7 separate regions of the Homo sapiens genome follow, and regions 2, 3, 4, 5, 6 and 7 are each linked to region 1. Evidence: chromatin loops called from intact Hi-C (ENCODE). Cell type or tissue: PC-9. All regions are shown on one strand. Links, peaks and the distances in the headings refer to the core of each region. The heading gives the core; the rest is flanking DNA.

Region 1 (4,490 bases), core at 140-4,139:
CATTCACGTGCATGTGAAAGACTATGTATTACGAGAATGATTTCTACAAGCTATTATACAATAAGATCTAGAACTTTTATGTGTTAATAAAAGGACCATTTTCTCAAAAAGCAAAGGCAGGAACAATAAAAATAGAATATAAATTTAAGAGAATTTAAAACTGAAGATAACTTAAACTATATTTCTCATAATTGCCCACATGGCTTTACTTCAGAGTGATGCTTGATTAATAAAACATAGTCCAGCAAGCAAGAACTAATTCTAAAATACTTTAGAATTACTTAAATACAAATACTGAATTTGTATTTCTTAAGTTCTGGAAGAAGATACACCGCTCAGAGCCACCCCTCTTACTGTTCTCTTTCATTTCTCATCCTCTTCTTTTGCACCTTGTGGTGCTTCTCTTTTCCAACGCTGGAGAACTTTTCCTGCGTCCTTTGTGTTGAATCTCCCTCACCATTTCCTTCTGATTCTGTATTACAAAAGACAGGGTGAGTCTGGCTATGGCAGAGAGATTCTCCGAGCGCAGGGTTGGCAGAAGCCAGGACCCCATGTAAATGGGAAAAGGCAGGAAAAATGCCAGGAACATTCCCACTTAAACAACATGTCCCTTTATACCTGGGAATCTCATCTCTGTGGCTACCTATAATCATCCAATGTATGTAAAAGTATGCCAGCATTTTAATTGGTTTTCTATCTTTATGTGTCACTGATGCAGTTTAAAAAAATTCTTATTTTAGGTTCAGGAGTACACATGAAGGTTTGTTATATAGGTAAATTCGTGTCACAGGGGTTTGCTGTACAGGTTATTTCATCACCCAGGTATTAAACCTAGTTCCCAATAGTTATTTTTTGTGCTTCTCTCCCTCCTCCCACCTTCCACCCTCAAGTAAACCCCAGTGTCTATTGTTTCCTTCTTTATGTCGATGAGTTCTTATCATTTAGCTCCCCACTTATAAGGTTTGTTATATTGCCCAGGGAAGGCAAGATACAAACTCACCTCTTCTCTGTAGTATGATTAACCTTGTTATAAGTTTATAAAATGCAACTCATGGGAAGGAAAGAATAAACAAACTGTTAATTGTTCCTGTTAGCTCAGACACACCTGAGCCTTGTCTGATTGTCCAAAGAGTTTAACACACTAGAGTTACACAGAGAATAATTTGTAATAAAATAATAAACATTGTTGCTATTAAGCATTGATTGGTTGTGTTAATAGTTTATAAAATGTTATAATTTCTCAGGTTACTTTTATTACTATGTATCATTGCACTAGAACCCAGTGTCAATATAATTAGGAGGTCTGGATTCAAATCCTAAATTCTGATTTTAATGAGCTTTGTGACCATCTAATTTTACCTTTCTTGGTCATGTTTCCTTACTTTAAGTCCAAAAATTAGAATCCACCATCTTAAGGTCCCTCTAAAATTTTATTATATTTTATATTCTCAAAGGACCTAGTGGTCCAATTGCCTAACCTGTGCATTGAGGTTAAGTTATCACAAATATTTTAGCAGGAAATCCTACGGACACAGGGTATAGTGAACAAGAGAGTAGAAATTCATCTTCCCTAATCCCATGTTCTCTAGTAAGATGTGCACTTTGCTTTGAGAAAGTTGCTCATCATATTCTTCCAGAAAGTCATGATAAATGCATATCTCAGAGGCTTAGTTCAAAGCTCTTCTCTGGAAGACGTCCTCCTATTAGCTTCCTTTGATATAGCAAATATCACAGTGGATGAGAAAAGGTTTCCCTCTTCTTCCAACCCATGGTACAAATCCATACACAATAGAATGTTGAAACCCAGAACTCTAGAGAAGATACAGAATCTGATAGGATTTAAGTTCCAGGCAAACTTGGGGGTGGGTTTGAAATAAAATGCCTCTGTATGAAACATGGCACCATGATTTCTTTCTAAGGCTGATGTGGCCCAATGGCTACAGATATTAGGTCAACCCAAATGGAATTGAGTAAGTGATCTCTTTATAAAGGTGGTGTATTGAAACATCCTCATATTACATTTATAATTTTATATTTGGATCCTTAAGTGGTTAACTGGGTAGGGGTTGTGGTGATGAGGAATACCATGGAAGGAACTGCAGAAAGTAGTAATGGGGCCAGTATGTGACCCCCAAGGTACATCTCCTCCTTTGGAAGAGACACTTCCAGGTCTTTGGTTAGGGATAGCAAAATGTTAGTTGCAATAAAAGCTGGAACGTGTTTGGTTTGGGGTTTGCCCTGGGCCATTCTGTGATCTCTCTAGAGCAGCCGTAAAGCTAGGAAATAGAGCCAGGTGGTAAGGACCCAGTGAGGTGAGTTCTAAGAGACAGAGAGAAAGAAGCAGAGGTAACCGGGCAAATAGAACAGTCAAGATGAGTCCAGAATGATAAGCCACACCTGCTGTGGTGACAGAAGAATGGGGAAATAAAAAGATCAGCCTGTTGGGTGGGACGCACATATTTTTCAATGAGTCAATAAAATGCTTTTCTTGGAGTGCAGGCTAGATATTATCTAGTTAGTAACTTACTTTTTAAACTTAAGCTGAGCTTCTTAACTCCACCTCTTCATACCTTTTGCTTTATTTATTCACTAGAATTTCCACACTTATATATGATCAGGAATGTGCTATTTACTATTAGAGTCTCTGGTCTCAAAGAATTTGCAATCACATATTAAACCAACCAGAACAAGGAGATTTATATACAAGTCAAGTGCTGCAATATTGTAGGGGAAGGAATTAGTAATAATCCTTAAAGACAGAGAGATATCAAGTAAGGAATACAAAAGAAAGTTAGAATAGCTGCCTTCCAAAAACCCTTCTAGTTCTTAACAGTATATAATTTTGCTTGTTTCTGTCTTTCCTTTTCAAGTCCCATTACCTCGTTTATTTATTAAGCAAACATTTAATATACGGCTTGCCATGTTTCAGGCATTACATATGCCTATTCATTTTATGTTCATAATAACCCTTTGTGGTAGGTGCTGTTACCTTCATTTTATCTGTGAGTAAATGACAGCACAGAGAAGTTAAGTTACTCTTAACAGCTGGTAAGTGGCTGAGCTGAGATTTGAACCAGAGACTATCTCCAGAGTCTGTGGTCTTAACCGTTTTATCATGTTGCATGGTTTTGAATCGAAATATATATTTGTTTACAGAAAAAGGTAAAATTTGAATGATGAACAAACACCTAATTCTTATTAATTTCCTCTTGGATAGAAAAAGAGTTCATTTTCTCTCTTTTTAAAAAAACAAGAGCCAATTTATTCTGAGTAGTTTTGGAACCTATATCATTTTAATTTTTCACTGTTCAGGAAATGAAAACACAGGATGAGATGAGGGAATGATTTAGGTGTCCTTTAGGATTTTTTCCAAAGTGCAAACTATACTTTTGTGGAGCCAAAAGGGGCCATTCTTGTGTACACTTGGGCTAAAGTGACTCTTAGATCCACTGTTCTCTAGGATATTCCAGTCTTTCCCTCACCAAACAACTACTGATGGGATGACATTTATGCATTCATACTATGCTAGTTGAGAGATGGGTATACGTGGGAATGTAGGCTTGGTACCTGCTATTAATGAGCTTATAATTTAATTGGGGAGACAACACACACACACACACACACACACACACACACACACACACACATACTTAATTAACCTTCACAATCACAATATAATTCAAGAACCGAAAGCTCCAGTGGGCAAACATTATGGCTGGGCTGTTTGGCTAGAAGAGTAGAAGGCATATTGAACATATACAGTTCTGCAGATTCTCTTGGCTGATCTGTCTCTAGAACCTTAACCTCTTCCACCCATTTGCTCTGCCTTAGCTGCTGCTGCTGCGCCTCATGACACAACCTCATGACAGGTCCATGAGTGTCTAGCACCTGAGACAGACCAGTTTCTTGCCTGGAGTCTCCGGCTTCTTCCACCACTTTGAGATTTGTATATTGTATCACACAGGCTACGCATGAGCTGTGGCTTCCGAAGCAGCTTCCCAAAGAGTCCAGAGAATACAATCTAGAAGTGTGGGAAAGTTGACTTTTGACAGAGAAAAACAGGAGCTAGAAAAATTTGGGCAGATAAGTATTGTCATCCCTTGGTATCCATGGGGGATTTGTTCCTGGACCTCCCTTGGATACCAAAATCCATGAATGCTCAATGCCCCAGTATAAAATGGCATAATATTAGCATATAACCTGTACACATCTTCCCACATACTTTAAATCTCTCTGGTTGCTTACAGTACTTAATATGATATAAATGCTAAGTAAATAGTTGTCATACTGTGTTGTTTAGAGAATAATGACAAGAAAAAGTGTACATGTTCAGTACAGATGCAATTAAAAAATATTTTTGAGTGGGTGCAGCGCACCAGCATGGCACATGTATACATATGTAACTAACCTGCACAATGTGCACATGTACCCTAAAACTTAAAGTGTAATAAAACAAAAAAAAAAGAAAAAGAAAAAAAGAAAAAAAAATA
Region 2 (4,490 bases), core at 199-4,198, 55 kb before region 1:
TCTCCTTTATTTACAAGGGTTCTGGGGAGGAGTGAAAATGACAAAAGAGAGGTGGCAGGAAGGAGGAGGATGTTTGAGTATTCCCACAAACGGTTGATTAGTCAGTGAATTAAAGAGAGTTCTTGTTCCTGGATAATTTGGAATGAACACATTTCCTGTTCACTCAGAGATACAGCAGCGAGTTTATTCTGGGTGGCTTCCACAGTGACCATTGTGGAGAAGAAATCTTGTAATATAATTGAAGAACAATAGCCATATAATTAACACAGATGTTCAGGTATGAGTCATTGAAAAATTATCATCCTTACTGTGAAATAAGATTGGTCAAGGCGAGGCTGGTCCTTCAAAGAAGGAAAACCCAACATGGTGCAATGTGTGCTGCAGGTAAGGCCGTGGTGTGATTTTGAACGCAAAGTTGCCTCTGGCTCAAGTTCTCTTGGGCTCGAGTCCCAGGCTCTTGCTTGTAACTCCTCTATTGCTTGTCACTGTTATGTAGAGCAGTGTTTCTCAAGTTTGAGTGAATCTTCAAATAACCTGGTGGGCTTGTTGAAACACATATTCCTGAGTTGGATGTCCAGAAATTCGGATTTAGTAGGTCTGTGGTGGGGCCCAGAATATTCATTTTTAACAAGTTGCTATGTGATGTTGCTGCTGCTGCTGCTACTAGGTGTTGAATCACACTTTGTGTAGCACCAAGTGCAGACTTCTGAGAGGGTCAATGGACATCAAATAAGTTTAATGAGAGTGAATGAATGTGTCAGGTGTTTCTAGAGAATAGTGTTTTTTTTTTTTAATTATGAAATATGGCTGGGCGTGGTGGCTCACGCCTGTAATCCCAGCACTTTGGGAGGCCGCGGTGAGTGGATCACAAGGTCAGGAGTTCAAGACCAGCCTGGCCAACATGGTGAAACCCCGTCTCTACTAAAAATACAAAAATTAGTTTGGCATGGTGGTGGTTGCCTGTAACCCCAGCTACTCAGGAGGCTGAGACAGAGAATTGCTTGAACCCGGGAGGCAGAGGTTGCAGTGAGCCGAGATCGTGCCACTGCACTCCAGCCTGGGCGACAGAGTGAGATTCCGTCTCAAAAAAACAAAATTATGAAATATATCCTATAAATGGAAGGGTGCACAAAATATATTTGAACAAATATATGTTTGTTCAGCTTAAAAGATAATGGTTTACAAAACTCAATGTACCCACTCAGTGGGAACAATGACCTACCCAGTGGGTCAAGAAATTAGAACATTTCAGTACATTAGAGAATAGTTGGGGTGACTTGTTTAGCTTATACTATGTTTAATTTTTAGCATCTATGTTCATGATTGAAACTGGCCTATTATTTTCCTTCTTTGTACTGCTTTTGTCAGTTTTTAAAATAAAGGTTATACAAAGCTCGGAAACAGAATTGAGTATTTTTTCTGTTTTCTATAGATTGGAATAATTTCTGTTAAATTGTAATTATATTTAAAAAATCGAGTATATGCCTTCAATAACCAAATATGCACTATTTGAGTGGAAAATGTCATAGAAGCCAATACAAGTGGTTAGACTGCAGACCCAGTATCTTTAATGGTTAGAAAACTATTAACATGTTTTACTCGAAGGGATTTGTGTTAAGTGATATTTTTCAAGACATTTTAATGTATTATCTAAGTTTTCAAATGTTTTTTCTTTTTGAATTCCTGATTTTATTTATACTTTTCTTTTTTTAAATCCATTTTACCATAGATTGGTAAAAGTTGTATTAGTTTTTTAATTAAATAATTTTCAGCTTTGTTATGTGTCTCTATTATATAATGTTAATGTGTTTGTTTATTTAGTTTTTTTGAGACAGAGTCTTGCTCTGTTGCCCAGGCTGGAATGCAGTGGCATGATCTCGGCTTACTGCAGCCTCTGCCTCCTGGGTTCAAGTGATTTTCGTGCCTCAGCCTCCCAAGTAGCTGGGACTACAGGTGTGCACCACCACACCTGGCTAATTTTTTGTATTTTTAGTAGAGACGGGGTTTCACCATGCTGCTCAGGCTGATCTCAATCTCCCAACTTCAAGTGATCTAACCACCTCGGCCTCCCAGAGTGCTGGGAATACAGGTGTGAGCCACTGCGCCTGGCCTACTTTTTATTATTTGCCATTTCTCCTATTAGGAGGTGGGGTCTATTTCTCCTCCGCTTGAATCTGAGTGGGCTGGTAATTGCTTGGACCAGTTGGGTGCAGTAGAAGTAACACTAGGTGACCTCTGACACTGGGTCACAAGAGGCCATGAAGCATATTTCTTGTTCACTGGAAAGCTTGTTCTTGGCACCTGGAACCATCATGGAAGACAGCTGATTACCCTGAGACTGCTGTTGAGGCCACATGTAGGCACTCTGAGTGACAGCCTCAGCTGAAGTTGCCCTTCACCCACCCCAGGCCAAGTGCCAGCTGTGTGAGTAAGAAAAGTGAATATTGAGAGTGCATTCTTCTGTCCCTGCTATTCCAGACATACCCTTTGAGTCACTTCACAGCCTTCAGAGTCATCATAGCTGAGACCCCAGAGGTCACTGGGCAGAGACAAATTATCTCTGTCCTGTTAAAATTCCTGACCACTAGAATGAAGGAACATAATAGTATGTTTATTGTTTTATGCCACTATGCTTCAGGCGGCTTGTTATGCAGTTAGATAACCAAAATAATAATGCCTACACACAGGCAATTGAGACTTTACTGACTATCACCGTTTCTCCATGTAGTCACAGCCATATATATCTGCAAATTTCAATAAATTTGATGGGCATAGAAATGCGTACAGAGTCACCACTGCTCTCACTTGGACTTGAGCTTGGCTTAGGATCTTTGTAAACTAGATGCCAGACTTAGCAGATAAATTGTTTTAAAGAGCAAAGTGTCTCTAGGCTCTTCACTTGGAGGAAGATTATTGCCCCCCACAGATGGGTTCATCCTTCACAGTTAGATTTCCTCTTTCTGTGGCTGAACGTATCAGCCACCCATTTAACTGGAAAGACTTGCTCCAGCCTAATTCTATTCTATTCATTTACTTCTGAAAAGCAAACCAAATAGCCCTTCAAGACTTCTTTCCCTTGGCACGGACTATTTGTTTTAAAATGTGCTCTGAGGCAGTCTGTATGTTCTTATTAATTGTAATTAAATTAATTAATTATTTTAGAAACAAGGTCTTGCTCAGTTGCCCAGGCTGGAGTCCAGTAGTGACTGTGGCTCACTGCAGCTTCAAACACCTGGGCTCAAATGATCCTCCTGCCTCAGCCACCCAAGAAGCTGGGACTACAGGTGTGTGTACTGTACCTAGCTAATTTTATTTTATACATTTTTTGTAGATATGGGGTCTTACTGTGTTGCCCAGGCTGGTTTCAAACTCCTGGCTCAAGTGATCTTCCCACCTTTGCCTCCCAAAATGCTGGGATTACAGGTGTGAGCCACAGCCCCTAGCCTTGCATTTTCTTTTGAGAAGGTTCTAGGACAAAGGCAACCTTATAGAGTGGCCAAACATCATACCTGCCAGATTTCAGATTGTGCCAAAGTTTTAGCTTTGTCAGTTTCTATTGAAATACCAGCAAGTATTGTAACATTTTATAGAGAGTGATGAGTGGTATCTATTTAATGTGGACTTTAGTACTTATATTTTATCCTCGTGGCCTTTATAAAACAAAACTTTATTTTTCTTGCCTTTTCTGGAAGTGTTTCCTCTTTTTTTAAATTTTTTTTTTTTTCAGACAGAATTTCGCTCTTGTTGCTCAGGCTGGAGTGCAGTGGCATAATCTTGGTTCACCACAACCTCCGCCTCCCGGGTTCAAGCGATTCTCGTCTCAGCCTCCTGAGTAGCTGGGATTACAGGCATGCGCCGCCACACCTGGCTAATTTTTTTGTATTTTTAGTAGAGACGGGGTTTCTCCATGTTGGCCAGGCTGGTCTCGAACTTCCGACCTCAGGTGATCCACCTGCCTTGGCCTCCCAAAGTGCTGGGATTACAGGTGGGAGCCACTGCGCCTGGCCCATGTTTCCTCTTTTTTAGTACCATAACATCCAGGTACTCAAATCCTTAAGTAAACTCATCAATAATATGTATTCTATTTATTTATATGCAAACAAAGCAGGGCACTCTGTAGAGCTGTCTCTGAACTTGGATTACTCAGAGTTCTAAAGTGTTATAAACTTCTATAGGGAAAATTCTGGAGAGAATTAACTGAGATTTGGCAAAGAAAGAAACCTTGACAGTTAAATGGGTGACAAAATCCAGTTAATTCTGCCATGTCCCTGGGGTTTCTTTAGCTTTATGATATCTTCTTCTTTGACTATGACAAAGGCTCCTACAGTCTTTTTGCCTTGGGACTCGGCTACCTACAGCTTCCCTGTTTTCCATGTGGCAGGTACATTTCTCTATAAGGGCATAGGCGCTCTGTCTTATTTGTGGTTGTATCTCCATTGCTTAGCACAGTGCTAATGCATAGTTCATGCACAACATATGCTTGAATAAGT
Region 3 (4,490 bases), core at 251-4,250, 240 kb after region 1:
GGGTGTAGTGCTACTGAAACTCAGAGACATGGCTCAAGAAAGCAGTAAGGTGTTGAATGCTGATGAGAGGTTTAATGCGATGAAAATTGAAAACTGCTTAACTAGTCTGAGACTGTGATCCTCCACTTGTATATGTTCTGCTTTAGGGAGAGTCACCTAATGTATTTGGATTTCAGTTTCATCATCTATAAAATAGTTGTGCTTGTGAAAGGCGGTGTTGAGTGCTGTGAAAGGAAGGGGTTTGCTTGGGAAGTGTCAGACATTGCATCGGACAATGCAAGATGGTTAAGTGTGGAGGTGAGGGTGGAGCAGATGATCTACCAACTCTAAAAATGTATGAAATATGAGCCAATGTATAGGATGATAGTATTTAACTTTACAGAGTAGATGAAAGGATTTTCTGTATCACTCGGTAAAGTACCAAGTACTAGGTAAATACAAAGTGTTATTTCTGTTTACTGAGAATATACTTATCAAAGGGAATTGAGGATTTGTGGCAGCTGTTTTAAGATAGACATAGGCTATAGCCATGATGGGTGATCTCATATAGAAGAAGCTGGAGGCAGAATTGTCAGGTCTGTGAACCCAAATATTAGTGCATCAGCACCTTAGAAATTAAGAGGTCCCTGAGGTTTTGAGATTGGCATCTGGTCTTCTTGAGTGACAGCCACTAGGAGATATTGCCTTGTTCTCATACCACAGAACTATCTGGATAATCTGAGGCCACCTGCTGGGTGGTCAGGCCAGAACATCCATCCTTTTGGTACCGCTCTCAGAATTGCTCACTCCTGCCCGCTACCACAAACATTTAATTTTATATAGGGGAGATAGTGGAAGGGGAGGAGGATCCCTGTTCCCCAGGGCCTTGCCACAGAAATAATGCCGAGGCTTCCACTGCTTCCTAGTATGTCATGCAGGGAGAAATCACTGGGTCCTCATGAAGCAACCCTATGCATTTGGGAACCTCATGTACAATGAATGCTCAATAAATACTTGTTTTTTAAAAAAGGGAATAACTAGCAATTCGTACTGTGTGTATTAGTGGGAGGCAAGGCTAACCTTTGCCGTTGGCCTATGGTGTCGGCTCTGTGGGATGATTTTGCAAATGTTCTGTTCCCACATTAGTAGCTTTCCAGATGATTACAATTCTGCTTCTAGAATTCCACCCTTTAATAGGCATTGTTCTCAGACAAAATGCAAGTGAGAGCAAAATCACATCATTAGTTTTTTATATCTTACTGCATTTGAATTATTTGGATGTCTCTTGAGAGCAGAGTTTGAAATGGATGCTGAGAAAGCCGGGGAGCTGAAGGAAGGTGGGAAACTACACAGAAAACGGCAGCTACAAATATCTAATTCTACAGGTTTCACAGTTGTGCCTAACACTGGTCCTGATCAGTAGCTTTGACAAGGCACGTACCTGAGGACAATGTGTGCCCCCTCTCCTTCTTTCTGTTTTTCATTAATTCCTTTATACTTCGCTTTGAATATGTATTGTGAGTCAGATGCCCCGCACATAATCACATGTTCTTAATACAGTTACACCCAGATGCACAAAGAGTTTGCAGGTAACGTTTTCAGTCTCTCTCAGCAGCTTCCAATTTTGTGCGACTGATTGATTAACACAGTAACATGAGCAAACACGAAGTACCAGAGCTTCAGGTGACACATTTAATTAACGACATTCAGGCAAGCAAAGAAAGATAAGCATTCTGGTAGCAGCCAATTACAAATTACAGATTAATGAATGTAATTTCGGGTTTCAGAGATTTTCCTATTTTATTCTAACACTGGGATCAACATTCATCAGCTCAGAAGGGGGAAGGTGCAGGCCTGCTAAGCAAGGTATCAACCTAAGGATAGCTTTTGCTTTTGCTCCAGCTCCATGTCTGATCAGATAGAATTACCAAACTTAATCTGACCTCTAGTGGCACTTTGCATTAACAAGCACATTTGAAATCCACTTAGGAATTTTGCTGTGAGAATTCTGCTATCATCCCATCTTACAGCTGGAAGGAACCTTAGAGATGATCTGCTTGGCAGGCTTCTGCCCACTCCCCTATTTTACAGATGAGGAGACTGAGGCCTGGAGATATTGATGGGTGATGATAAAAATTGAATAGCTAATTGATAGAAAAGTCAATGATGACAGAATCCAAGTTTCTAAAAAAATTTAATTGTAATTTTTGTGGTAGGTGTATACATTTATGGGATACATAAGATGTTTTGATACAGGCATGCAATGAGTAATAATGACATCATGTAAAATGAGTCAAGTATTTTATCCTTTGTATCACAAACAATCTAGTTATACTCTTTTAGTTACTTTAAGATGTACAATTAAATTATTAATGACTATAGTCACTCTGTTATGCTATCAAATACTAGGTATTATTCATTCTTTCTATTTTTTATACTCATTAAATCATCCCCATCTCCCCCATACCTTCCTACACTCCTTCCCAGCCTATGGTAACCATTCTTCTTCTATCTCCAGAATCCAGGTTTTTAGATTTCTACATTGTTATGAGTGTGTTAGCAGAGAAAAGTCAATATGCAAGTCTGTAAGATTCTTGATGAGAATAAGCTTAGGTGTATAAAATTAATGGCTGTCTGAATATAGGTGAAAAGCATCAAAACACTTTTGGTTCAATATCTGTATATTTTAGCCCAAAGTTCCAAAGTTTTATGGCATTATCTGAGTCAAAATAACTGACTTTAATTTAGCTACATTTAAATGGTGAATTTCTTTGATTCTTTTGAGTCAATGGTTTATAACTATCACTCTTAGTAAGTGAGATGATTGTAATGATTTAATCGGACCAACAATTCAGTGAACTAATCTAATATTCAGTTCTAAATCTCAGGAATATTCAAATTGGGACAAGGTATGAATCTTTTTGTACCCAATTCCAGGGTTTTTAATCAAACCACAGGCAGTGTTAAGCAGTTGAAAATAAATCAGACTTCAGGTTTGAGTAAACCTGGGTTAGAATTCTGGATTCTTGTCAGCATTCATTTCTATTGCTGCTGTAACCAATTACCACAAACTGAGTGACTTAAAGCAACACAAACTTATTTTCCTCTATTTCTGGAGATCAGAAGTCCAAAATACATTTTAAGGGGCAATAAGGTGTCAGCAGGGTTTGTTCCTCCTGGTGGCTTCAGGGGAGAATCCATTCCTTGACTCACCTACTTCTAAAGGTTGCTGACATCCCTTGGCTCCTGGCTACATCACCCCAACCTCTGCTTCCATGGTCGTATCGCCTTCTCTTCTGTAGTAAAATTTCCCCTTCATGAGGATAACATGATCACATTTATGGGCCACCTGGATTACTAGGGTAATCTTGCCATCTTTGAATCCTGATTTTAATCACATCTACAAAGTTCCTTTTGCCATGTAAGGTAACATTAACAGGTTCTAGGGATTATGATATGGATATCTTGAGTGGGTTTATTATTCAGCCTTCCCCAATCTCTTACCAGCTGTGTGATCTAGGTGTGATCATCTTAACCAGCCTTATCGAATTGGTTGGGAGGATTAAAATAGAGGATAGATAAAACATACCTAGCAAACTACCTGGTGCATGATAGGTGCTCAGCAATAGCAATGTTCTCTTCTTTTCCCTTGGCTTAATCAGTAGATGAAATCTTTAACAGTAGGTTATGCATATAGTGGAGGTTTATATTCAGCGTAGTCCAAGATCTGGTTTCTAGAAGCAGAATTACCATTTGGTGGATGAAGTAGAAACCAGAAATTCCTGAAATGCAGTATTTCTCAGTCCAGCCTTTCCCAAATGATGAATTCCTCTCTCCACCCTCCTGAATGGTGCATCTTGCATTTTGATTTTGGAAACTTGATTACTTTCTTCATCAGACTGTCTTTTCCTAGTTTGCATAGATAAAAACTTCATTGCTGGTAATCAAATTAATTGTCTTTTAAAATAGTTATGTCCTGTGGCAATCAATTATACAAGTCTACAGATGGCACATAAAGTGTGTGCTGAATGGAATGATAATGGAATATAAACTATATTCAGGTTTACCCTGTTTTATTGTTTCTACTCGGCCATGTACTTGGTCTACATGAGAGGGATACTTAAAAAAATGTACTGCTATGTTTGGCCTCTTATGTTTCGCTTTCCTCCTCTTTTTATCATCTTTTACAACACAGATTTAGAGAAAATGTATGTAGTAGAACTCAGTTTCCTTGATCATTGGTAATGATGTGCAACAACTTGATGTGAAATGATTCACTGATAGTCTGGAAGCCTTACTTTGAACATCTTTCTTAGTGACACCATTAATTACAGGCTACAGTCTGGCTATCACCAAGCTGAATGTGGCCTTCAGAAGTAGTCTGCTTGGGCAGCATGGGATTCAAAATGTTTCCTTTGCATGTGTTCAGATGGACAAACACTCTGTAGTTTTCCCCAGTGATAATACCTGCCATAATGGGCTATTGCATGCATTGATGCCAGCTCCCCGAA
Region 4 (4,490 bases), core at 367-4,366, 95 kb after region 1:
TCTAAGTCTTCAAGGTTCATCATACTACTCTGTATGCCTTTGCATACCCATAGCTTAGCTCCCACTTACAAATGAGAACATGTGGTATTTGGTTTTCTGTTCCTGAGTTACTTCCCTTAGGATAATGATCTCCTGTTTCATCCAAGTTGCTGCAAAAGACATTATTTATTTTTTATGGCTGAGTAGTATTCCATATGTATACCACGTTTTCTTTATCCACTTGGTTGGGGACTTAGGTTGATTCTACATCTTTGCAATTGTGCATTATGCTGTGATAAACATATGTGTGCAGGTGTCTTTTTTATATAATGGCTTTTCCTTTGGACAGATACCCAGTAGTGAGATTGCTGGATCGAATGGTAGACCTACTTTTAGTTCTTTAAGAAATCTCCATACTATTTTCCATAGAGGTTGTACTAATTTACATTCCCACCAACAGTGTATAAGTTTTCCCTTTTCATCACATCCACACCGACGTCTATTGCTTTTTGACTTTTTAATAATGGCCATTCTGGCTGGGGTATCTCATTATGGTTTAATTTGCATTCATTATGAAATGATTGTGATAATTCTGGATGTGAGAGAGTAGGGGGGATTTTAAGGAAGGGTCGGGGATGTGGGGACCTGAATATGGGCAGTGGTCATGGAAAGAAATGGGCAGATTCTAGAGGATTGATGAAAGAACAAACAAAGGTAATCAGTGACGACTGGAGAAACAGGACTTGAAGGTTGTCATGGATGATTCTGAGTTTTCTGGGAATTTGTGCCTCTAAAGTTGATTTGTCTGAATAGTAAAAATTGAAATCCCAAATCCTTAATGGAAGTTTTCAGAGTCCTGTACCCCTTGCCAGCCATCCTGCTTTAAAATGACTTGCTGTTCAAATTCTTCAGTGTCTCTTTCCTTTGCTTTCCTCTAAGCACCAGGCTTGTGCGTGAGAGGCTATAACTTGTCTTCTTTCCTTCATGTAGGTTGGTGATACAGACTTGCTGGTCCTCGTGAACGTGCTGGTGATTTGGACTCCAAGGGCAATCTGTCTGTCAGTTTTGACAGTATTGTCTAGTCTCAGTGAGAGATGGAAGGAAGACCACTGAGATTTCTCTGAGTCTGAAAATAGATACTCTTCTTAGCATTCAAATTTGCTTTGAAGGAGCATTCTTCACATGCCCATGGTCAGGAACAGTTTAAGTAGTGTTAGGATCCAAAAAGTTGATTGGATTTCCCCGCCTCTCTTCACAGTCTATATTTAGGCCCCAGCCTATCAAAAATATTTAAGAGGAGTATTTGGCATATTTCTGAAATGTTATTTTTGAAATATTATGCTGAGCATTTAAGCAAATGAACGACACAGGGACAGCTTTGGGCAATGCTATGAGTGGGTCTCCAGCACCCCTTTCTCTTCATTAGTGTTCTCAAGCTGATCTCTGGTTGCTTAGAGCTCTTCACAGAGGACTTCATCAGGACTGGCCTTCAAAATCCCTGCTGCTAAGCCTTTCCTTTCCCAGATCCCATATCAGATTGTCATGTTCCTAGAGGACTGAACATAGTCAGTGGTCTAATAAATAATAATGATAGATATGGTTTATTGAGTGCCTGGCATGGTGCTTTTCATACATTATCTCATTTTATTCTCACAACAGTTTTGGAAGTATTACTATCCCTCTTTACAAATGAGGAGAGACTGAAACACCAAGACTGTCATTAAGTTGGATAAACGTCATGCAGCTTGTAAGTGCCAGAGATAGAATAGGACCACAGGTCTCTCTCATAATGTACACGCCTGCTAATAATACTTTCAATCCCTTAATTCTGAGGAATGATTTCCAATGGGCATTTCAGGAATTAAGGCAAGCTCTCAGAGGCTCTATCGTTGATAAGGGCTTTATTTCAGTGGGGCCTTATTCTCTTAAACCTGCTTTTGAAGGAAGTAAGCTCTTTGCAAAGCTCTTGTTAGCAGAAAAAAACCACATGTCTTAATTCAAAATGTTATTTGAAATCTCACAATCTGTATTTTTAAAAATAATGGAAGGCAGGTGAACTGTTTGTCTTCAAAAGGTTTATTTTACACACCAACTCTTTACTGCCTCTCAATAAACGTTACTTAATTACAATGTGTTAAAAAGAATGAAGCAGAAGTATGGTCTGTAAAAATATTTGTTATCTTTTGCTTTTTTCGTTTCCTGATTCTGAGGAACTCTGAGCGGTTGTTTGTCAAACTGCTTTGTACCTGCCTGAGCACAAAGGCCCTTTTGCTGGGCTGGGCCCCATGCAGAATGGTGAAGTGGCTGAAGTTTGAAAAGCAGCACACTCCTCTCAGTGCTCCCAGCTTCCTCCTCTCCACTCATTTCCCTGCCTCTTTTATATTTTGTTCAAAATAAAATAAAATGCAAAGAAGACAAACTTTTCTCTTCCTCTCACTCAAGAAGGGATCTTCAGACACATTTTTATGTGATTGAAAGTAAATGTAATTTCCGGGTATTGACATTTTCAACTACATTTCGAATCACAAAACCGAAGATTATTTTTCCTGGTAGAAGGAATTCCAGGTTGAGAAACCTGAGGAGTGAGGTGTTGGGGAATGCCTGAAGAAAGAATTTGGCTAGGATGAGCAGAGTGTTCCTCCTCTTCTCCCCAAAGCAGACAGGCTTCATGAGAAAAGTCTTGAAGATAGCCATTGCTTTACTGATTTTTTTTCCTTGGTGGATTTTAGTAGTTCTGCTTTTTCAGATGATACTTCAGGCCATTTTTTTCACTGTGTGGCAGGAAAAAATAAAGAGGTTTCAAGGAAACAGAGCTGTCTTTTGCCCTGGGGCTTGTTGATCTGGGCAAGGTCTTTACCACCGAGTGCCCTTAAGGGAGGGAGGAATTAGTTCCTGCAACAGCGCTGATAAGGGTTTAGAGAGTGTTTCAAAGTTTACAAAACACATTCATGGAACAGTCAAGTGGAAAAGTTTTTTTAGACACATATAAAATATTATTAAAACTGAGTGCAAGTTATTTGGACTAGCCTTCATTTGGGACAGTCTCTCAAAAGCTGAATTATTCTTTTTTCTTCTGATGATAAAAATACTAATTGTAATGCAGAACAAGCTCTTTCCTCCATCTCCCCTTGTTGCCACTGCATGAGAGTAGCAGAGAGTAGTGCCTAAGTGGCAGTGATACATACATGATGGCTTGAATGGGGTGGCACAAAAAGCTTGTAGTATGATGCTGCCTGCCGTGTGGTGTTCCTGCCTAGTCAAGTCTTCCCCCTCCTACTTTCATTCTGGGCTGTGAGTTTTATACTAGTTTAAGCTAGCTCCTCATCTTTTGAAGCTCGTCATCTTTTTGAACCATGTGAGAAAGCCATCCCACACCATTGCTGTTGAACCTTTCTTCATGTGGAATTTGTTGAGACTTGAGGGCGCCCATCATACGGGGGACCATTATAAGCAAATCTCCCATGATTTTTCACCCTTGCGCTCCACGGTTACAGCCCACTTCTCATCACTCGTCATAATGTGATCCTCTCCCTTGATCCAACAAAATAAGCCAGTTTACAGCCTGAGCTTCCTACAATGAAGTTCACTGTCTAGTCTTACCTATTTTCACAGAACTTCTAATCAGCTTTTCAGGGTCTTAAATAAGTCACTCTATATGAATGAACAGCCAAAGCTGTCTAGATATTTGAGAAAACACTTTAATATGAAATGAACTCAGAGGAAGCAAAGACAATGTAGGAAAAAAAAACAAACTAAGATTCTCAGAGAGAGAAGATAATGAATCCATGGACATGAACAGGATACTATAAAAATGAAAAGAGAATAAAAAAGACCATCAAATATAAAAATGATGACAGTAGAAATTAAACATTAAACCAAAACATTGATACAGTTGTTGAGTAAATGTTACAGACTGACTTGTGTCCCCCCTCAAATTCATATATTGAAGTCTTTTTTTTTTTTTTTTTTTGAGGCGGAGTCTTGCTCTGTCACCAGGCTGGAGTGCAATGGTGCGATCTTGGCTCACTGCAAGCTCTGCCTGCCGGGTTCACGCCATTCTCCTGCCTCAGCCTCCCGAGTAGCTGGGACTACAGACGCCCGCCACCATGCCCAGCTAATTTTTTTTATTTTTGGTAGAGGCGGGGTTTCACCCTGTTAGCCAGGATGGTCTCGATCTCCTGACCTCGTGATCCACCTGCCTGGGCCTCCCAAAGTGCTGGAATTACAGGCGTGAGCCACCACACCTGGCCATATTGAAGTCTTAATCTCCAGTATTGGGAATGTGACTGTATTTGGGGATAGGGCTTTAAAGAGGTACTTAAGGTAAAATATGGCTCTTAAGGTAAGTCCTACTGGAATGTAACTGATATCCATTTAGGAAGAGGCGATTAATACTTATAGAGAGACATCAAGTATGTCCCTCACAGAAGGATGATCATGAAGAGGCAGCAAGAGGGCAGCTATCTGCAAGTGGAGAAAGGAGAACTTAGAGAAACCAGCTCTCCTGGCAC
Region 5 (4,490 bases), core at 114-4,113, 170 kb before region 1:
CTTGGCTTCCTAAAGTGTTGGGATTACAGGTGTGAGCCACCACTGTACCTGGCCTGCAGTAGTGAAATTTATCAACCTTCTAGTATACAAATGATGAAGTGAATGATAGTGTTTCATGTTATGCAGTAAAAACGAAACTAGTCATTTTGTGGATGAGACCTCATCTGATGTTGATTTCTAGAAAATGGCAGATAAATGTTATAACAAATGGGACAAAGCTATTTTATTTTTAAAAAATTTAATTATCTGGATGCAGATGTCAAAGGGACAAAGCTATTTTAAAGACAACTACTTTCCAATTACTGGAAAGAATAATTTGATACAGAATATCTTTAATTTCGTTAACCGGGAAAATCAAAGGGCCCATGTTCTGCATATAAAACTACTAACTGATAGCATTTGAGGGAAGGAAGCCTCCTCAATATATCAGCAAAATGTATTTCTTTGTAAGTGGTACCACCTCTACCACTACCTGCCTCTACGCTTATTGAGAAACTTTGCCAAGTCACTCTGTGACTTGCTTTCTTCATCTTTAAAAGGTATTTCGACGGCCGGGCGCAGTGGCTCATGCCTGTAATCCCAGGACTTTGGGAGGCCGAGGCGGGTGGGTCATGAGGTCAGGAGATGAGACCATTCTGGCTAACACGGTGAAACCCCATCTCTACTAAAAATGCAAAAAACTAGCCGGGCGTGGTGGCAGGCGCCTGTAGTCCCAGCTACTCAGGAGGCTGAGGCAGGAGAATGGCGTGAACCCGGGAGGCGGAGGTTGCAGTGAGCCGAGATTGCGCCACTGCACTCCAGTCTGGGTGACAGAGTGAGACTCCGTCTCAAAAAAAAAAAAAAAAAAAAAAAAAAAAAAAGATATTTGGACTAGCTACTCTCTAAGGTCCCATTCAACAGTCTATGAATTTATAGAATTTCTATCTATATAGCATTCTTAGCTTACCTCTGTAAACTGCAGAGGTTTTAGGGGACTAAAATATATAGGAAAGAAAATTAAATTTCCAAGGTTTCATAGGGGGAATTCAAGGAGTAAACTCAAACTCAAGCCATTACAATTACTGTGTAGCTGGGCCCTTCTCATATTCCCAGCACTTGACAGAGTGTTCCTAACCAGCTCAATATACACTATCCTCATTCCTCATCCTGCTGAGGGCTGTCCCTCCCTACTGACCTTATCCCAAGCTTCCTATGCTCATGGCAGTCTCTGGTGCAGGGAATTGGTTGATCCCATTTCTTCTGTCTTGTTTTCCCCCTTATAAACTGTGTACTCCCCTTTGTCCTGCCTTTTACTGTTCTTAATTCTGCAGACAATTCCATACCATAAAATTAATGGACAGGTTTGCTGCACATCTCACCCCGCAGCCCTCCCTGCCCCGCCCCACCTCAATTCACGTTGTGTCCTTTTCGTCCAACTCTTTCTGGATGATTTAGGGAAATTTATCTCTCTGCCTTTTTCTCTTTCGTTTTGTTCCATCTTTGGCCCAGACAGCCCTCATTATGGCTAATGGATTACATGGCGTGACACCCTTTGGAGGAAAATGCAAACCATGGGCTTTAAAGAGAAGCCAAGAAATTTTAGAGATGCAGGGACATTACTTTCAAATAATAAAAAATATCCCTTCTGGTTTTGCCCAAATCTTCATATCTGCTTTTACAACCACCTCTGTTTAAACTTCTTCCTTCACCAGCAATTTTCAAGATAACCATAAAGTTGAGTAATAACTCATTTTTATTTTTTGTTTTAATTATTTTTATTCCATGTGAATAGTACATTAGGGGTTATATTATCTATTTAGGAGACTTTCATATCTCAGTTATCTTACATGAACTGCATTGTGAGTTCCAAGAAACACCATTTAAACAGCCACAGACTTCTTAAAAATCATATTAAAATTGTCAGGAAATGTTTTTGTCCCAGTTGACCATAAGGGGGCAACATAGGTATGTGCATTTCATTTAAAAAATATGATTTTTTTCTCATGTAGCATGCAGCATGTTTAAAGAATTAATGTCAGATTTAGTAATTGATTTGCTTTCCTTAGCTCTGGTAGTAAATATAATTAACATTTGAATGGAAATGGTAATTGTTTCCTGTGTGACATATACTTTTCTTTATAACACATATTTGACACAGAATAACCGAGTCTACCGAATTAACAGTGGTAAAAAATTGTAACATCAAAATAACTTTTAATTCTCATTCTAGTAAATGTTTTCTGTGGGCCCTAGGTGTCGTCTCTGGAGCTCTCTAACTATGCAGCCTCGATGTACTGATATAATGAGGGAGCTTTGCACAAGGTGCAGTAACATATTAAAGCTACACTTGATAACATGTTGAGAAATTATTTTTGAACAAGCCTAGGAAATGTTTACCCTACATGCCCCCGACAATTTTTCTTTGATAATCGCATTTGCCAAATAAAGCTTTTAAAATCAGCGTTCAGTTTCCTTTTCTACTTGGGCTCTGAACCTGCAAAGAATTAGCAGATGCCGAAGAAAAAAAGATTAGATATGCACTCTGTGTCAAATAGAACATCATCTTTGGAGGGATAAAAACCAAAATAATTTGGAGTAACACAGATAATGTCAAGTCAAATAAGCTAAAAGTAGTCACAAATAGGGGAGTCACTTAAATTTAAATTTCTGAGTTGTGTAAGCATTTAGAGTCCAAATTGTGGCTTAATAGGTGACTATAGAATGACTGGACTTTGATAAAGGTTGTGTAAGAAAATGATATAACCTGGTGGTTTCTTGAAGATTGTAGGTTTGAATAATTGTTAGAAATGAATAAATATATACCTTCAAGAAAAAAAAAAAGAAATGGTTAACATCTATAAACATCTGTTTTTGAGAAGTGATCTAGCACACAGTGGTTAAGATCATGGGCTTTGGGCTCACTTGCTTGGGCCAGGTGCTGGCTTTGCTCCTTACTAGCTCAGCTCTGGGACCTTGGTCAAGTTGTTTAGCTGTTCTGAAAGGTAGGGATAGTGATAGGACCTACTTCAAAGAGTTACTGTGAGCATATGAGATAATACGTTTGCTCAGAATAGTGTCTGAGGCAGAGTAAACTTGCAAGAAATATTAGCCATCACAGTCTGTTTTGAAGCATGTAACGTGTGGCATTTTCTACAGGAGGTGTTAGGGCAGAAGGATGTTGACTTTCCCTCTGAAAGGTCGTTTTGCTTGTGTTATCAAGTGTAACTAGGTTACAACCAGGAGGTACACATTGGTGATGTATTTTTAGCATTGTTCATTATATATAAAGACTTTCTGAACCTTTTGTATAATGGAGAATAATCCGTTAGATTGTCTGCCATTAGTTTGTTCTCCATATTAAGTGGTGTTTTTTTGGAATTAAAATTAAAATTTGAAGATGGGATTCATGGATTCTAACTTTGCTTTTAATGGGCTGAAAACAGTGAACTAATACTACTCTGTATGTGTAAAGTATTAGTCTAAGTTGTTACTTGCCTCGCAGGCATGTGGGTGAGAAACTGTTCTCTTCTGGGAGAATGCTGGATAAATGCTTATGTCCACACATTTCCTTTGGTTTTGTCTTCCTTTATATTTGGCTTTGATAAAAACATATGTAATCAGGCTGGGCATGGTGGCTCACGCCTGTAATTCTAGCACTTTGGGAGGTCGAGGCGGGCGGATCACTTGAGATCAGAAGTTTGAGATCAGCCTGGCCAACATAGTGAAACCCCATCTGTACTAAAAGTGCAAAAATTGGCCAGGCGTGGTGGCTCACGCCTGTAATCCCAGCACTTTGGGAGGCCGAGGTGGGTGATCACAACGTCAAGAGATTGAGACCATCTTGGCCAACGTGATGAAACCCTATCTCTACTAAAAATACAAAAATTAACTGGGTGTGGTGGTACACGCCTGTACTCCCAGCTACTCGGGAGGCTGAGGCAGGAGAATCGCTTGAACCCAGGAGGCAGAGGTTGCAGTGAGCTGAGATCATGCCACTGCACTCCAGCCTGGCGACAGAGCGAGACTCTGTCTCGGAAAAAAAAAAAGCAAAACTTAGCCAGGCATGGTAATGCGTGCCTGTAATCCCAGTTACTTGGGAGGCTGAGGCAGGAGAATCACTTGAACCCAGGAGGCGGAGGTTGCAGTGAGCCGAGATTGTGCCACTGCACTCCAGCCTGGGCAAAAAGAGTGAGACTCCATCTCAAAAAAAATGTAAGCAGAGGGAATGCTGAAAGTCCCTCCTTTCCTTTCTGTCCACCAATACCTTCATGCCCATTTCAGATCTTCCCATTTTTGTACAAAGGAAAACCTTTTTTTTTTTTAATTTTACTTTTAAGTTCTGGGATACATGTGCAGAATGTGCAGGTTTATTACATAGGTATACATGTAGTTTGCTGCACCTGTCAACCCATCATCTAGGTTTTAAGCCTTGTATTTGTCCTAATGCTCTCCCTCCCCTTCCCCCCAACCCCCCGACAGGCCACGGTGTGTGATGTTCCTCTCCCTGTGTC
Region 6 (4,490 bases), core at 345-4,344, 200 kb after region 1:
CAGGGGTCAGCTCTAGTCATAGTCTTAATTATTATTATCAAAATTGAGTTGTGATTATTGGAGTGGAATTGTTTTAATTTTTATGTCAAGACAGCTAAAACATCACAATCATAGCATCAAATGTCCGTTTGGCAGTTTATGATTATTGTCATTTACCGTATAAATGTACTAAATTATTTTTGAATACATAGCCATGGCTTTTGAGATGGCTAAAGGATACTCACTTTATTCTAATGAGAAAAGGAAAGAATGAAAGTAATTTATCTACTGATTTCTTTCAAGGTTTACAGAAAGTCAGGGCCAGGTCTTAGTAAGTTCGCTGGAGCTTATGAGGAGCCTGCTTCTTTGCCACAGTAATAAATGTTCATTACCTAAAAGCAGAAAGGAAGGCATCTCCTTCTTTATCAGCTTCTTGGTTCCTGGATTTGCTAGCATTAGAGCAGGAAGGAAGCAGCTGCCCAGATTCTAGTCTGAAGGCGTGCTGGAAAAATAGGTCTTTCTTATTTCTTTAAATGAAAGAGAAAGATTCCCTGGTCAGTAGGCAAAAAATTGTAGCTGCCTTTAGACTTATTCACACCAGTAAAGAAAATGGTCCACAAATATCTTCCAGTTTGTTCATGTTTACTCTGTGCGTGTGTGTGTGTGTGTGTGTGTGTGCATGTATGTGTATCTGAGTTTATTTTCATATCATAGTCATCAATATATTTTTGGAAAACTAGTCTTGCAAGATGATTTCTGAAAACTCCTCTGGTCTTACAGCATTTCTCTTCTTGAAGAGTCATAATACCTACTAACATAATAAAGGTACTGGAGAGTCTCAAAGTAAAGAAACACTTGAACTTGATTTGACCCAGAATTTCCCTAGCTTCATTTGACCATGAAGCACTTTTTCTCATAATGATTAATAATATTTCAGTTCTGTAAACATATTTAAGAAATGCTGAATTAGATGATTTTTCCGAAGAAATTCGAATGAACATAATACTCTAATGACAGAGGAATGTAAAAATATAGGCACCTGCCAGTTTCAATGTCTCTGCCGGCTTCTTTAAGCTTAGCTTAGTCAATTCCACTTCCCAAAGCCTAGATCTGCTAAAGTATTATTAGGCCCACAAACCCCGTAAAATTCTTTCTATGCAAGTAGCAGCTGATAAAGGGGCTCGCTAAGGTTTTTTATTTTTATTTTTTAATCTTAACTAGAGTGTTCCTTTTCCTGTAATACGCTGCCAAGCCAGTTCTGTTAGGCGAGTCAATTAAATTACTTCCTGTCTCTTCTATCGTCTTCTACCATCTGATACTCAGTGACGTTGGGACCAAAAAATGTAGTTTTTTCTAAAAACATACGCTCATCCCAGGGAAAAAAATAGCAATGAAGAAAAAATGTTCCTCAGCTATCTGAGGATTCCAGTCCTTGGTGGTACTTGCAAACAGCAACAAGCTACATTTAACAGCACAGATCCGTTTGGTGTCTTACATTACTCTGTGAATAGAAATTTGGGCTATTTTCCTCTAAGACAACAGGAAAAGGTCTGAATTTCTTTGACCTTTGCTTGACGGTGAAAAAAAAAAAAGTAAAGAAAAGCACACAGTTATTAATTAACTTCTGTGAAAGATACTTTATTTGATTAATGGTTCACAGCTAAATTTAAATTAGGGGAGATATGCTGAATGACTACATGTTTACCCAGATTATTACCAGGTATGCTGCCAGGAATTTTATTAACCTGTAGGCTACTTATGATCTCTCTTCCCTCTACCCACTCCACAAACAAACACCAAAGAACTGGTCTACCAGAGTCAGACTGAAATCTTGACTGAGGACACAATGTAAATAACTATTAGTGTGTTTGAAATTAAGACAATGGATATCTTTTCCAGGTCATGGTGCACACATGGATTTTTAACTTTCTTAACAGAGCACATAACACAACAATGATTTGGAGTTGTCTGGATTAAATCAGATGGCAAAACCTGGTGATCAACATAATAAAAATTCCCTTTCCCCCTTCTTTGTCATTTCAGACAAAACTCTTGTGTGGATATCAGCTAGAAGAGGGTAACTACTGTCTTAAAAGAGTATTTCTTTTAAATCTTTTTAGCGTAGAAATGTCATAATACACAGAAGTAGAGAGACTAGTATGATGAGCTTTCATACACTAATCAATCTGTTAAAGAGCTAACAACATTTTGCGGATCTTGCTCTCTCTCTTCATTCCTCCTTTTTTTTCTCTTGAGTATTTCAAGCAAATCCCAGAAATCATGTCATTTTGCAGCATGCATCTCTAACTGGTGAGCCTTTTCTATTTCATAACAAGCATGCCATTGCTCAATCTGACCATTGAAAATAATTCCTGAATTTTGAGTCTATATAAATCTCCTCTATTTTCCCCCAACTTTTACCCTGACCCATCTCTTGATCACTTCTAGCCCCTCAAAGACTCTCGTTTCTAGGAATAAGTAGATCCACGAAGTGGAGGGCATTTTTGCCTTCAATCCAAAGCATCAACTTAAAGTCATCACATCACTTCCAAATTTCCCTAACTCTGAACTCTGCTGCTACTACTTTAGGGCATAGTTTCAATATCCATGGATTGAAAGCAAGGCCAAGTTATTTTGGTGACAAGCCAGAGATGAAATTCTAGAATGCATTCCACCTAGAGTCTGCTTCCCAAGCCCTTCAGGAGGCACACAGCAGGAAGTGGACTTAGCTATTGGTTACAAAGCAGGATTTCCTCATAGGGAGTAAAGTGTTTTCTTTTCATAAATATAACCTATTTATTTATATTTTCAAGTAATCTATTGCAGCCTTAGTTGTAGTAGGTCACTAGTTCATGCCTTCAATAAACTGTCATTTAGTGCTTACTGTGTGTGAGGCATTGCACTAGTAAAGAAAGAGGATATAAAACAAAAATCACTGCATAGAAAATAAAGTGCAGTGGGAATTTGGAAACAAGCTGTTTTTTACTTGAGTTCATGATGGTCAAAAGGCGCATTTGACTTGGGCCTTAAAAGACTTGTAGAATTTGAACAATTAGAGAGGAAGAAAAGCCATTGTGGGGGGAGGAAAGAGAGAGCAAGGCACAAAGGTGGCAAAAGTGAAGCGAGCTGAGCAAATAATAAGGAGATCAGTCTGGTGAAAATGACACTATCTTCAGGACAAACATCGTGGCTTATCGTGACCAGCTGTGCAGTTAGGTGTAGATATTATGTAATCACCCAGTAAGGAGAGATTCCAGTAACTGCTATCAGCCACTGCTGCCAGGAACTACTAATCAGGCAGCATGTCTAGAATGTTAAGACGATGATTATTAATCAGTGGCCAACCAAGAAAACTGATGCATGGCAGAGGCATCCAGTCCAATGTGATATAATAATTAATCCAACTGGATAATATTTTACCTCCGAATCCAATCTAGTGGTTGGGTCAACAGGCAAATACTCTGTTACTATGCATGTGAGAAGAAAAAGAACTTTTTAGCATTCTCAGGAGGCTTGCGAAGCTCAGGCCCCACTAAGTGAAGCCTCTTTTGTTGTGGGGCTGGATCCTCCTTAGATCTTCATAGAACAACCTCACATGCTTTTTTAATTTTCTTTCTAAGGGTCAAGACACTAAAACTATGTTGTTAATACAGATATAGCAAAATCTTCCTGACCCCAACCCCAAGCTTGTTATTGCTGTCATCCTTCAGCTAAAGAATGGACTCAAATTGGTGGTGACATTACTGATTTAGGTTTGCTCTGCTGTGCTCAACACTGAGATTAAATGTTCTGGATCAGAGTATAACTTTATATCAGACTAGTCCATACCTTAGTCCAGGCCATGTGCCTTATGAAGCCTGAGAAAAAGTGTGTTCTCACATGGACACAGGGAGGGGAACATCACACATGGAGGCCTCTCAGGGGGTTGGGGGCAAGGGGAGCGGGGGTATTATGTAACAAACCTGCATGTTCTGCACATGTATCCCAGAACTTAAAGAAAAATAAAAAACAAAACAATAAAAAAGTGTGCTCTCTTATTCTTCAACATGAACTAGAAATGCATTTTTTTTTTTTTTTGCTAATATCTTATCCTGTGTTTATTATGTGCTAGGCTCTGTGTCTGGTGCAACATAAGCATTAGCTAATTTAATCTTTATAACAACTCTATGATGGAAGTTAATATAATTATATCTTCATTTGAAAGTGGAGGAAACTGGGGTTGAGAGAGGATTAGTAATTTATGCCAGGCTACATAGCTAAGTGGCAGGGCTGGTTTTTGAGCCCTGCTGATTTTTCTGACAGAGCACAAAGCAGGGACGGAGGCCTGCATGTTGGGATGGGAAAGCAGGTGGGGAGAGTCCATTGATTCCCTCTGCCTCTGTACCTCTTCCTGTCTTCCTCATTTCTATTTCATTTCCCAACTCCTCCATCTCCCAGGTCCTTTTGTGTAATTGTTTAGTTCATTTATATAATTAACTGGTTTCCTCTTTCCTCAGGCCTTGCCTACTAGG
Region 7 (4,490 bases), core at 238-4,237, 130 kb before region 1:
CTGGGCTCCTCATCTTCTCTCAACTGCTTGCAGATTAATTTTGCCTACCTAAAATTCATGTTTTCTCAATGTTTATTAAATAAAATTCCAGTGTCTCAGCTGCTGGAGGTGCTCCACCCAAAGGCACCAAGTTATCTTTTATATTTAATGCCATCTTCTCCTCTTGACAATCGTAAAAGGGGACTATACACTCTAATATGAACCCTCTCCTTAATTCTTTGCTCTTGTTCTTTCTGTAAATGCTGTGGGCCCCAATCCCACCCATCCTTTAGGACCTATCTTAAATGCCACCACCCCTGCAAAGATTTTCCTCCTGACCTCCTTTTTCCTCTACCAGACCTGTTGTTTCTCCTTTTAGGTGGCTCACTGAACTTTGTATCCCTCGTGTTATTTAATCATAATCGGTTTATTTAAACATAGCATGTGTGTACTTAACCTTATCATTCCCGCATTTTTTGCTAGTTGGACTTGAACAAATAGTTGTATAAATCCATTGGAAAAAAGTATTCAAGATAGGAAAGGCCAAAATTACTGTGTTAGTTTATCAGATAGTGTAAAGCTATGCAGAATTTTAAAAGTTATATCTACATATACTACAGCACCTACATGTTTGTGTATTATTTTGCTAAGATGGCTTTGTTCTAGTATTGAAGGATACAGAAGTGTGGCATTACTTTTTATTCATGGCTGCACCTAAAACATTATTTGCGTCCCAGCAGATAATTTGAGAACATAAAAATGCTCCAACATCTCTTTCAGTTCGGGATGTTGCCTAAAACCGTCGACAAACGCTATGTTTGAGAAGGGAGGCTACGCTGGGGCGCCGGAGGAGACAGGCCCTTAAGAACCTTCCAGAGATGCCTTAACTGGGCTAACAGCTCGCCGCGCCGGGGCAGGCAGAGGGGTGCGGGGCGCGCTCCTTCCAGGACTTGCCAGTCCCCAAGAACCAGGCCAACCGGTTCCCTCCACTGACTCCCGCCTCCCTCTGCAGGCCCAGCCCTGCGCCGCGCGCCCTCTCCCCGGGCGCCCAGGCCCGGCGGGGGCCTAGAGGGCAGGGATGGCCCGGGCGAGGGACGGGGTCCCGGAGGCGGGAGGCGGGAGGCGGGAGGCGGGAAGCGGGAGGCTGGAAGCCGCGCGCTGTCGGGGTTTCCCGGTGAAGGGCAGGCAAACAACCGGTCGGTCTGGGCGGAGCCGGGCGGGCGGGGCGAGGGCGGAGGGCGGAGGGCGCATTGCCTCATCCTGTACATTTTACTGGAAATCGGACGCATCCGGAGGAGGGGCTGGGAGGCGGCCCGGGCACCGCCAATGGCCGGGCCGGGCGCCGGGGAGGTCGGCGAGCGCTGCGGCCCGTTAAATACCCTGGCAGTCCCGCGCCGCGCCCGTACTGGCCCGCGCCGTCCGCCCGCCGACAGCTCCCTGAGCCAGCCCGGGAGGCAGCCGCGCGCAGCGAGCCGGTGGCGCAGGTGTCGGGGTCCTCGAGCGCCCAGCCTGGGAGCATGATTGTGGACAAGCTGCTGGACGACAGCCGCGGCGGAGAGGGGCTGCGGGACGCGGCGGGCGGCTGCGGCCTCATGACCAGCCCGCTCAACCTGAGCTACTTCTACGGCGCGTCGCCGCCCGCCGCCGCCCCGGGCGCCTGCGACGCCAGCTGCTCGGTCTTGGGCCCCTCGGCGCCCGGCTCGCCCGGCTCCGACTCCTCCGACTTCTCCTCTGCCTCGTCGGTGTCCTCCTGCGGCGCCGTGGAGTCCCGGTCGAGAGGCGGCGCCCGCGCCGAGCGCCAGCCAGGTACCCGCCGGCCCCGCACCGCTGCGTACTCGGGGCGCGCACGCCTAGGAGGTTGGGAGCGGGACTCCCCAGATGGAGGGTGGCCCCTGCGCCCTCCTTAGAGCTAGGACGTACGCACCTTAGCCATCAATTACCACTCCCCGCCTTGCCCGGGCCGGGCGCCTGCCTGACCTACACGCCCTTCGCCGGCCCGCGGAACCGGCTCCCTCCCGCGGGCCTCGGGGGGGCTTCAGAAACCGCTCGGCCGAGCTCTGACTGCCGGGCGAGTGACCAGGAGATCGCTCGCTCTCTAAGAAGCAGCTTTGTTGAGTCATAATTAATAAACTATGATGAGATTTGGGGTCTGATGTAGGTGTAATTTTCTTCTTGTGAATATTTTAGTGGAAAGCTGTAGCAGAGGATAAGGGTTTGGGAATAGCGTTAAAGGTCATGACTTATTTCTCAGTTTTTATGGAATTTTTCAGTAAAAAGACTTGACCGTCAAAGAAAAGGAAACTGCTGTTATCAAGGTGAAGCCGGGCTGAAAACCAACTCAAGTTATGCCTTTAGTTTGGCGAGTTTCGGAAGTCTGCCCGGAATTTTTGCGGTCTTGTTTTTGTTGTGTGTGCCTTAAAAAAAATGGATAAGCCATATCTAGCAGAGAAAGACGTAATGTTATCTTTCATGGGCTGCGAATTGGTTTCCTTTCTTAGTGAACCGAGTTGCATAATTTGGGGGAAAACAGGATGCCCCTGTGGGTAGGCTAGAAAAACGCCTCGATAATTGAACGTTGAGAGTAATTAGCATGATTTTAAAGAACGTCTCTTTCCGGTGTTTCCCACTCTTAGCCACTCCTGTTTTGGTTGTCATTTATTTTAAAAAGTGATATCTCATTTTCATTTTAAGTCATTTAAAATCATGCGAAAAGCGATTTAAACCACTGCGTAGCAGATCCAGAAAGAATATGTGTTTAGGACCTTTTCTTACCCACTTGGCCTTCATCTGGCTGAAACTGTTCTGCTGGTCCCTTGGTTTACCACACAGCCACAGGGGATTTCTGAAACTGCATTTTTTTCTTTCTGTGACGTTGGATTATGAACTGCTGTCATTCCAGAAAAATGCTGTGTTAGATTCTGGCAATTCTGGTATCTCTTGAAATCCCTAAACTTAAAAATAAAGCCAACTAATGTTTCACTTACCCTATCATTGAACTGTTTATCTCATGTATTTATGATAGATACAGATGTTCAAATTATGCGTTGTTTCTTGCCCCATCTTATTTTTGTACACTTGATGGAGCGGCTGAATTATTCATTTCCTGACTTTGTGAATTTGTGTTCAACACACATACTAAGAGGTTGTGACATAATAGTGATCAGAAGTGGAGTACTGTACTTGTATACCAAATGCTAAAGTGTATTTCAAAGTTTAAAAGTGAAACAAGCATATTTCCTTTTTACTTAGAAGACCTGTGTAAGTAATTCCAAAAACAGTCAATGAGGGGAAATCCTGTGTGCATATGTAGAAATGTGTTTAAGCTCAGTGAATTTAAGCAGCTTTTTTGGCACAGTTGAATTGAAGGAAATAATAAGACATAAATCTAAGACGTTGTTAATTGTCAGGTTTTCGTACATAGAGATCTTTGAAAGAAGTTGTTTTGTGCCTTCTTAGGTAAGCGGAATTGATAGACTTTAAAATTTCTATGTGAACATAAAACCATTGGTTTAAAAAGCTAAAAGTGCATCATTTATCACTTGCTCCCCAAAGTTTTTCCAAAGTCAAGAATAATTATAGAACTATGAGAGTCAGGATGGCAAAATCTGTCATCCATTCTCATGGGTGGTTAGGGCTGAGAAAAAAATGTGATCCACTCTCATGGGTGGTTAGAGCTGAGAGATAGAGAGGCTTAATTTGGGTTTACCTATTGGCTCTGAGGATCCTTGACCAAATTTTTATGAACTTTAATTTCTTAGGGTACCCAGTGGAGAAAGGTATCAGGCAACTTAGGACCTTTGAGCAGAGCTCGGGACTCACAAGGCCATTGATTGACCAGAGCAAGTTGGAAAGGTTTTGCAATGTGCTGCTTGGGGACTTTATACATTAGGCAACAGCTATACTTTTGGGATTATTAACGTTTATGTCTGTGAAGATATTTAACCAGGAATATGTTTTGTTTTCTTTTGAACAGTTGAGCCCCATATGGGGGTTGGCAGGCAGCAGAGAGGCCCCTTTCAAGGTGTTCGGGTAAAGAACTCAGTGAAGGAACTCCTGTTGCACATCCGAAGTCATAAACAGAAGGCTTCTGGCCAAGCTGTGGATGATTTTAAGGTGACATCTATTTTTCTGTTTTGAGTATAGAGTTGGGGAGAGGGGTTAGTCTGTCAGGGTTATTATGATGACCTAGGTCCAGTCATCAAGTAAGTCACTTGAAATTTTTCATAAGATGACAAAGTCCATAGGACAGAGACCATATTTGTCTGGTCTGTTGTATCCTCCTTAGCCCAGTGCCAGACACCTGGTAGGTGGGCAAGAGAAACTCAATGAATAAATAAATGAAGGCAAGTTCAGAGGCTCAACTGAAATGGAACATTTTAACTAGAAAGGGAAAAATCAAATGGTCTTATTAATTTCATCTTGACCTGCGTTGAGCTAAGGTGAAAGTGAAAATGAGGAAGTCGCAAGATAGAATAAAAATTGATATAGAAAATCAATATTGATAGAAAAAC

Evidence for each region. A loop is a pair of places that touch in the nucleus more often than their neighbours do. Peaks named below come from ENCODE experiments on the same cell type or tissue, not always from the same donor. Only the 100,000 strongest peaks of a DNase experiment are listed, where the experiment ranks them.
Region 2: it touches region 1 in a loop (3-fold over the local background); 5 of 110 quality-filtered maps call a loop at or near these places.
Region 3: it touches region 1 in a loop (11-fold over the local background); 10 of 110 quality-filtered maps call a loop at or near these places.
Region 4: a loop joins it to region 1, with 5 times the contacts of the local background. A loop is called at or near these places in 2 of 110 quality-filtered maps.
Region 5: a loop joins it to region 1, with 8 times the contacts of the local background. A loop is called at or near these places in 7 of 110 quality-filtered maps.
Region 6: it touches region 1 in a loop (3-fold over the local background); 2 of 110 quality-filtered maps call a loop at or near these places.
Region 7: it touches region 1 in a loop (6-fold over the local background); 2 of 110 quality-filtered maps call a loop at or near these places.

What each region holds. Positions count from the first base shown.
Region 1 is chr3:101,982,141-101,986,630 of GRCh38, forward strand. The region is part of intron 2 of RDUR (RIG-I dependent antiviral response regulator RNA); the gene reads left to right. Among named protein-coding and RNA genes, the nearest start is that of RDUR, 44 kb to the left of the region's middle. In PC-9, for the core only: no CTCF peak of the experiment used is centred there; a DNase peak (open chromatin) is centred at 2,501; H3K27ac peaks cover 634 bases.
Region 2 is chr3:101,926,643-101,931,132 of GRCh38, forward strand. No RefSeq gene overlaps it. Among named protein-coding and RNA genes, the nearest start is that of RDUR, 12 kb to the right of the region's middle. In PC-9, for the core only: no CTCF peak of the experiment used is centred there; a DNase peak (open chromatin) is centred at 2,469.
Region 3 is chr3:102,223,675-102,228,164 of GRCh38, forward strand. No RefSeq gene overlaps it. Among named protein-coding and RNA genes, the nearest start is that of ZPLD1, 210 kb to the right of the region's middle. In PC-9, for the core only: CTCF peaks have their summits at 729 (motif pointing left), 929, 1,927 (motif pointing left) and 2,127; a DNase peak (open chromatin) is centred at 1,917.
Region 4 is chr3:102,076,801-102,081,290 of GRCh38, forward strand. No RefSeq gene overlaps it. Among named protein-coding and RNA genes, the nearest start is that of RDUR, 140 kb to the left of the region's middle. In PC-9, for the core only: no CTCF peak of the experiment used is centred there; a DNase peak (open chromatin) is centred at 2,811; H3K4me3 peaks cover 593 bases; H3K27ac peaks cover 1,206 bases.
Region 5 is chr3:101,811,983-101,816,472 of GRCh38, forward strand. The region is part of intron 6 of NXPE3 (neurexophilin and PC-esterase domain family member 3); the gene reads left to right. Among named protein-coding and RNA genes, the nearest start is that of NXPE3, 35 kb to the left of the region's middle. In PC-9, for the core only: CTCF peaks have their summits at 1,934 (motif pointing right) and 2,137; no DNase peak of the experiment used is centred there.
Region 6 is chr3:102,179,091-102,183,580 of GRCh38, forward strand. No RefSeq gene overlaps it. Among named protein-coding and RNA genes, the nearest start is that of RDUR, 240 kb to the left of the region's middle. In PC-9, for the core only: no CTCF peak of the experiment used is centred there; DNase peaks (open chromatin) are centred at 1,331 and 2,651; H3K27ac peaks cover 744 bases.
Region 7 is chr3:101,848,133-101,852,622 of GRCh38, forward strand. NFKBIZ (NFKB inhibitor zeta) reads left to right here and starts at 1,382. Exons shown (of 12, transcript NM_031419.4): 1 at 1,382-1,785; 2 at 3,953-4,092. The coding sequence starts at 1,497. RefSeq lists enhancers at 441-1,278, 1,073-1,367 and silencers at 861-2,060, 1,109-1,280. In PC-9, for the core only: a CTCF peak has its summit at 1,916; DNase peaks (open chromatin) are centred at 1,009, 1,199, 2,379, 2,839 and 1 weaker place; H3K4me3 peaks cover 3,900 bases; H3K27ac peaks cover 2,977 bases.